Linked DNA regions of Homo sapiens: region 2 is linked to region 1. Evidence: read pairs that join two places in POLR2A ChIA-PET (ENCODE). Cell type or tissue: Panc1. All regions are shown on one strand.

The links. Peaks named below come from ENCODE experiments on the same cell type or tissue, not always from the same donor. Only the 100,000 strongest peaks of a DNase experiment are listed, where the experiment ranks them.
Region 2: POLR2A ChIA-PET joins it to region 1 with 5 read pairs; 2 of 35 experiments call an interaction of 5 or more read pairs at or near these places.

What each region holds. Positions count from the first base shown.
Region 1 is chr1:240,712,942-240,716,941 of GRCh38, forward strand. No RefSeq gene overlaps it. Among named protein-coding and RNA genes, the nearest start is that of GREM2, 100 kb to the left of the region's middle. In Panc1, no CTCF peak of the experiment used is centred here; no DNase peak of the experiment used is centred here.
Region 2 is chr1:241,411,275-241,415,274 of GRCh38, forward strand. No RefSeq gene overlaps it. Among named protein-coding and RNA genes, the nearest start is that of RGS7, 56 kb to the left of the region's middle. In Panc1, no CTCF peak of the experiment used is centred here; a DNase peak (open chromatin) is centred at 2,377.

The DNA of each region.
Region 1 (4,000 bases):
TCTATTTACATGGTACCATGTTCAATAAATCACTGAAGACAGAAGTATACTCAATCCTCTTTTGGGTTAGAAAGAGAATGATATGGTAAGGATGATGATACACTTTATTAAAGCAAAACTACCAACAACAGCAATCAAAACACAGCAATAGATCATCCCTTTCAGAATAAAGGAAGCATCTTTCTAGACAAAAACAGACGTTCTTTTTTTTCTTTTTTGAGACGGAGTCTCGCTCTGTCGCCCAGGCTGGAGTGCAGTGGCGTGATTTCAGCTCACTGCAAGCTCTGCCTCCCAGGTTCACGCCACTCTCCGGCCTCAGCCTCCCGAGTAGCTGGGACTACAGGCGCCCGCCACCACGCCTGGCTATTTTTTTTTTTTTATTTTTAGTAGAGACGGGGTTTCACCGTGTTAGCCGGGATGGTCTCAGTCTCCTGACCTCATGATCCACCCACCTCGGCCTCCCAAAGTGCTGGGATTACTGGCATGAGCCACCGCTCCAGGCCTCAGAAGTTCTTTTAGTGAGTAGGCCGTGAATATCCTCAGGGAATATTGTTTTGTTTACTTGTGACACAAGTAAAGCTGATAGAAGCCCTCAGCCCTCAGCCCTCACACACACACACACACACACACACACACACACACACACACACACACACATTTTTTGGAGTCTCGCTCTGTCACCCAGGCTGGAGTACGGTGCCACAATCTCAGCTTATTGCCACCTCTGCCTCTCAGGTTCAAGCAATTCTCCTGCCTCAGCTTCCAGACTAGCTGGGATTACAGGTGTGCAACACCATGCCTGGCTAATTTTTGTATTTTTAGTAGAGATGGGGTTTCATCATTTTGGCCAGGCTGGTCTCAAACTCTTGACTTCAAGTGATCTGCCTGCATCAGCTTCCCAAAGTGCTGGGATTACAGACATGAGCCACCGCGCCTGGCCACATATATATGTTTTTAAGGTGGGGGTCTCCCTCTGTTGCCCAGGCTAGTCTCAAACTCCTGGTCTCAAAGAATGCCCCTGCCTCAGCCTTCCAAGTAGCTGAGACTACAGGTGCCCAGCTTTCCTCCTTGTTTCATACTCCTCACTGCTTTAAGCAAAACACAGAAAGGGGAATGAACAGAGCAATAGGCCTCAGTTTCTCAGGGGCCAGCTACCCTCAGAGCCCCTGCTTTTGTGTTTCAAGGCTAACAGAGAAATAATTTTCCCCAAAGCCTTTGTTAATGGAATTATTTATGTCTTGTTCACCTTTCTTTTTTCTTTTCTTTTTTTTTTTTTTTTGCTGAGACAGAATCTTGCTCTGTCGCCCAGGCTGTAGTGCAGTGGTGCGATCTTGGCTCACTGCAACCTCCGCCTCCCAGGTTCCAGTGATTCTCCTGCTTCAGCCTTCTGAGTAGCTGGGATTACAGGCATGTGCCACCACGCCCGGCTAATTTTTGTATTTTTAGTAGAGACAAGGTTTCACCATGTTGGTCAGGCTGATCTTGAACTCCTGATCTCGTGATCCTCCTGCCTCAGCCTCCCAAAGTGCTGGGATTACAGGCGTAAGCCATCGCGCCCGGCCTTGTCTTGTTCACCTTTCAACATGTCTTTCTTCTCCCTTTGCCTCTGCATTCTCCCCCTCTATCCTATTCACTCCTTTCTCTAAAGTTGGCCATAAAAGACTTTGCATCTTGGTTTTGGGACCAGAGTCACATCAATTCCAAGCACAGCAGGCAGGCTCCAAGCCTATTGCCAAGGGGAGGCTGACAGAAGCAAGGCCGTCTCTATGTAGGAGACAAGCACACAAGGGGAAGCCAATATTTCAGCCCTGGAGGGGCGAGTGTTGGCTCCAAGGTGACGGATGGCAGATTCCACAGCTGCTAAACACCACAGAGCCGGGTAGAAATTGCACCTGCTGCTTGGAGATGGCACTTTGCATATTTCAGTTGGACCTTCATTCTCCCCTTCTTTTGCCATTGAAGCCAGTGATCAGTGGTGGGATCCAGATATTTTAGATTTATGCAAGTGCTCTGTGGTCTCCGGGGAAACTGATGCCAATTCAATTAAACCCATCACGTGATATTCAGCCTCTATGAGGCACTTGTAACTGAACTAAGTACACTGGAGAAGGGAAGACACAAAATAAGCAAATGATGTCATCTCTAACTTTCAAGATTATGATACAGATTACAGACAATATAATAAAATTCTGTGATATGCAACAGACACCCAGTAAAAAAGAGTTTGAAAATCTCAATGATATATATGTGAACTAGGCTTATTCACTTTTTAGATACAGAGGGAAATATTGCCATGTGCCCTACAAAATGTGTAGGTAGAAAAAGAGGTATAGGCCGGGCGTGGTGGCTCACGTCTGTAATCCCAGCACATTGGGAGGCCGAGGTGGGCAGATCACCTGAGGTCAGGAGTTTGAGACCAGCCTGGACAACATGGTGAAACCCCATCTCTACTAAAAATACAAAACTTATCTGGGTACGGTGGCGCATGCCTGTAATCCCAGCTACTCGGGAGTCTGAGGCAGGAGAATCGCATGAACCTGGGAGGAGGAGGTTGCAGGGGACGAGATCGAGCCACTGTACTCCAGCAGTCTTACTCTGTCCAGTGGTGACAGAGTAAGACTTCGTCTCAAGAAAAAGAAAAAGAAAAAGAGGTAAAGGAGTGAGAACTAAGTTTCGCTTCCCAAACACGGGGCTGTGATTGTAAGTACCTTTTACAAAAAACCTTATTCCAGATAACCCAATGGGTAAATAACAGGCAAACGGGGAGGAGGCCTGATGGAATTGCTCTCTGCCAACAGGAATACTTGGGATCATAGGCCTCGAAGTTGAATACAATTGGCTTCCAGATTGTGTCTAAATTACTTCACATCTCTGAGGCTCTGTTTCCTCATCTGTGAAAGAGGCGAAAACCATACCTCATAGTACTGCAGTGAGAATTAAATGAAATAAAGGCTGCCAGGGTAGCCCATTGTCTGCCACACTGTGATTACTCTAGCAGTAACACAGCCCAGGAGTGAAAGAGGGATGAGAAGGAGGCCAGTTTAAGATGCAGCACTTCTGAAAATATAGAGACTTGTGTTCAAGAGCTCACTTGGTGATCAGTTCATCGGGTGGCAGTGGGCAATTCACATCACCTCTCTGGGGATCAGTTTCTCATTCTGGAAAATACAGGATTAGTCTTATAGGATTAGCCTATAGGGAAGTGTCCTTTTCAGCTTCAACCTTCCGAGATTCTTCAAGTTGATGTCATCATCCCTGGAATTCTCCCCTCCAGCCAGGTGTCGATAGGGTTACTGGGGGAATCATTGAAATCTTTCTGAAATTGCAAGACTTCACTCATCTCCTGACTCTAATGAGAATTTAGTTCTGTTTTCCTGAGGGGAAGAAAACACTGCAGTCTTTCCTAATCTCCTCACATTCTGCTGTGTGACCAGGCAAGCATTATTATTACTATTCTTCGCTGTCTCTGCATATTATTAAACTGATGCCAAATTCAACTTGGCATTTCCAAAAAAAGAGTTTCTGAAATGCAGACTGCTTTGGGATGTAAGATTTTTATGCAAATACAAAACATTAATATATTTCAAAACTTGAAGCACTTTGCTCTCCAGGAGAGAAAGAAGCTTATTTTCAGATGCTCAATTCAGCGTTTACTTAATAAGTGTTTAAAGTTGTAAGGCAGATTCTTTAACTCCTCCCTTTAGCTTTTTCTCTTTCTTTCTTTCTTTCTCTTTCTTTCTCTTTCTCTCTCTCCTTCCTTCCTTCCCTCCCTTTCTCTCCTTCCTTCCCTCCCTTTCTTTCCTTCCTTCCTTCCTTCCTTCCTTTTCTTTCTTTCTTTTTCTTTCTTTCATTCTTTCTCTCAACATTTTCGCTCTTGTTGCTCAGGCTGGAGTGCAATGGCGTGATCTTGGCTCACTGCAACCTCCGTCTCTGGGGTTCAAGTGATTCTCCCACCTCAGCCTCCTGAGTAGCTGGGATTACAGGTATGAGCCACCACGCC
Region 2 (4,000 bases), 700 kb after region 1:
ATCTGGAACCAGATTCTTTCTAGCTTGCTTCTCCTCCATCATCCTTAGCTTGTGGTTTCTGTTTTAATGATCTCCAGGATGACTACTCTGCACCCAAGCAAATTTTAATTCCAGAACAGAAAAAAAAAGAAGGAAAAGAAGAGAGAAAGGATGAAGGACAGGTAAATGAAGCAAATGCTACCTGGCTACCTGGCTGCACCTACTAATAATGCACTTACCCTGCTCCTTTTCAACCATTATTTAATATTTAATCAGGAGCAATACTAACCCCTATTCAGAAAGGAGAACAATGGAAGTCACATAGGAGAGACAGTGCCAAAGTCAACACCAAACACCGCCAGGCAGGAAAACTCAGGACTCCTGTGTTCTGTCAGAGGTGCTGTCCTCGGTTACCCATTCTGGCATCCTCCCGTCCTGCTTCTGGGGAGATTATTCCTTGTCTCTTTTCATCCATGGCCACATATGAAATGGGTATTATAGAAGATCACTTCCTTTGAAGCCACAGATATTTTTGGCCCACTTCCTATTGGTCTTAATTTGAGGAAAGGAATAACCTTAGAGGTTTAACAATGACAGGCTCTTATTAGCCTCCGGCAATACAATGTCCTCAAAAGTTTACAGAATTTCCAGTGTTGGAATAATTTCTCAATTAATTCCATATGTGAATAACCACAGACAAAGATTTCACTTAGATATGGTATTTAGCTAGAAGATTCCTTTCCTTTACCTTCTGATATGGTTTGGCTGTGTCCCCATCCAAATGTCATCTTATACTGTAGCTCCCATAATCCCCACACGTTGTGGGAGGGACCCGGTGGGAGGTAACTGAATCATGAGGGCAGGATTTCCCTTGTTGTTCTCGTGATAGTGAATAAGTCTCACGAGATCTGGTGGTTTTATAAGTGGGAGTTCCCCTGCACACGCTCTCTTTCCTGCCACCATTTAAGATGTGACTTTGCTTCTCCTTTGCCTTCTGCCATGATTGTGAGGCCTCCCCAGCCATGTAGAACTGTGTGAATCCATTAAATCTCCTTTATTTATAAATTACCCAGTCCTGGGTATGTCTTTATTAGCAGCGTGAGAACAAACTAATACACCTACTGATCTCTGGGTTGTTCCCGGTCCTCTGTTCCATAGCTTAATGGCCAATGCCTTGAGGTCATTCAAAATAATGATGGAGAGATAGCAAGTGTAATACCACTGTGCATTTGTCTAAAGAAATCCAAAGAGCCTGGATGGAAAAGTCTTAAGTTACCAATCTATGAAGGCTCCAGGCTTCCTGTCACTGTCCTTGCCTGCTCAGTTTAGTAGGAATAAATTTCTTTTTTAAAACTCAGCAGTACCCAAAATATAGGATTGTCAGTGAATTTAGAATGCAGGCCACAGGTAAAGCATTGATCTCTCATTTCCTCTTGCAGACTGGCTAACTTGGATCGAAGTACAGACCACTCCTTCAGAAAAAAAAAAAAAAATCTATAGCCATATGCCAGGGTTCTGAATTTTTTTCCACTATTTATCCTAATAGCAAAGCTGCCACGGCACATGGTCTGTATCCCAAAGAACAGCGGGTGACAATCTGACCAAATGTTCGGCCACCACATAAGAAGGGTCACCAGATTTGCAGCCTGAAATACCTGAGACCTCACTATCCAAAGCCCCACCTCTTCCACTCAGCCAATTCCACATTTTTGAATCTTATTTGCTGCATCCTCTTTCAGGTAGAAAGTCCACTTCAGGTATAATGCATTCAGCTGCAGCTACTAAGTAAATCTGCCGGAATACAGTGCCCTATAACGCAGCTCACAGAAAGGTGTTTGAATGCAGATTTGCCACTGATAATTCCATCATTTCTTACACTCCAATCATGATATTGTCCATGAAGAATAGCTTGGGTACATGATCTAATTTATTCCTCACAATATTGATATGGGACACAACTATGATATACATGGGTATATGATAAGATATGGGTATATTATCATCCCCATTTTACTGATGAGTAAATTGAGGCTCAGAGCCTAGGTACTTTGCTCAGGTTCTCACATTTGCTAAGTTGTGGAGCTGAGATTTGAACCTAGATCCGAGTGACACAGAAGTTGGTTCTTTTTATTATTTAATCACTTTAATCATTTAATCTATTATTGAGGTAAAACTGCACCACAGAGGACCAAAAGGAGAACTACAGTGCAAGTCCAGGTGCCTGTAGCCATGGCACAGCTGTGGCATAGTTGTTCCAATGTGGTAACCAGATGTGTCCTTCTGGTTGTCTTGGTACGGAGCCACAGCTCCAGTACTGAGTCACAGCCACATGCAGATGCCACCACAGAACATGTGATATTTTAGATCTGAGTTGACAGTTTAACATGTAAACATTATCAGAAAATAATGAGTCAGGCTCTCCCGAGCCATATGCTTCATCTCAGAGCCAAGGCTGTGTCATCACTGTCAAATGCTCCTTCAGGCCACTAAATCACCACAGTAAGATCATAGCTTCAGGACCTAAGTAGCTCCTGGGGATGGGAAAGAGATGACTGACTGAGGTGGTTGATGGGATTCTTACAGGTAAGTCAAATGGGTTTTTTCACTTGCATCACCTTGGGGACCCATTCAGCAGTGCCGTTGGTGGAGGCTGAGAGACCAGGTCCTCTAAAATTGTGACACCTGCTCTCTTTGAAAATGAGGCACTCTCTCAGTTTAAATATTTTGTTAATGTTTTTCCCCTACAATTCCCTTCAATTAAAAGATGATGTATGGCATTCATGGGATAAATGAAGTTGATGCATTGTGAGCATTTCGTGACCTCTCACACCCTGAGGGGTCCAAGTGGGGCTGGAAGTCTGCAGGGAGGCATACCTTTATTCAGGGCTGAGTCATGTTGTTTGCAAGGGCCCTAGAGCCAAGTGTGTTGAAGACACAGACACCTGAGGGGCACTAGCTCCGCAGACACCTGGACTTGCCGGTGGATCTTTCAGAGGAGGAGCTAGGCAGGGTTCTTTCCTTCCAAATGAAGTAAAAGCATGAAAAAGAAGAAAGGGAAGTGTCTGCTTCTGGACACTAGTGATAAAATTGGTTTGAGGGTGTTGCTACTTGGAAATACCAAGACATCCAGGCACCTGCTCTCACCTGCTGTGCCCTGTGTCTTCTGTTTTTTTTTGCAGACAGAGCAGCTTTATCTGAATCTGGCCTTGTCAAGTGATTAGATCACGTATTTAGTTTTTGTCTCATCAATTGATGATAAACTTGAAGAAGGCAGAGGGGTGTGTGTGTGTGTGTGTGTGTGTGTGCATGTGTGTGTGTGTGTGCATGCCCGTACATGGTGTGTTTATTTCCTGCAGTCTCTAGGACAGCAACAGTGACTTTGCCATTTCATTTGTTGAAGTGGCCTAAAATATGATATATGGAAAAGTGGAAGAGACCCATAATCCTCTTTCACTTTTGAAGTGATTTATGCGTTACAACACTAGATTGCAGAGCGGGCTAGAATTAGAAATGGATAGATTTTTGGGTAAAATACATATCTTGAACAGAGTTTTTATGCTGTATATATACACAAAGAGATATCTATAGAAAAAGACAGAGAGAAAATAGATGCAAATAGATAAAATTATGTATAAGTAACATTTACCACAAGTATGTTTAACTATTTCACACACAAAAATGAACACAATCACAGAAAATAGGAGAGACCTTAAGAAAATACAGTATCATCTAAAAGCTGTCCCTTTTGTTGGAGGAAGTGGAAAAGTACAGCTCCTTTTTCTTCGCAGTGTGCCCTTGAGGAAGGACAATGAATTTCTCCTTGTCTTCCTCTATATGATACAATGCACTGCCTTCAGTCTCTGTGATACAGATTTTATATTCATAGAATCTTCAATTTTAATGCTGTTATCTTTTCACCTTGCAGAGCTAATAGGAGTTAATACTATATCCCAGGTATAACTATACCTCTCTCTAATACCTGTATCCCTAGAGAGGAGTGTGTCCACTATGAATATTTAAA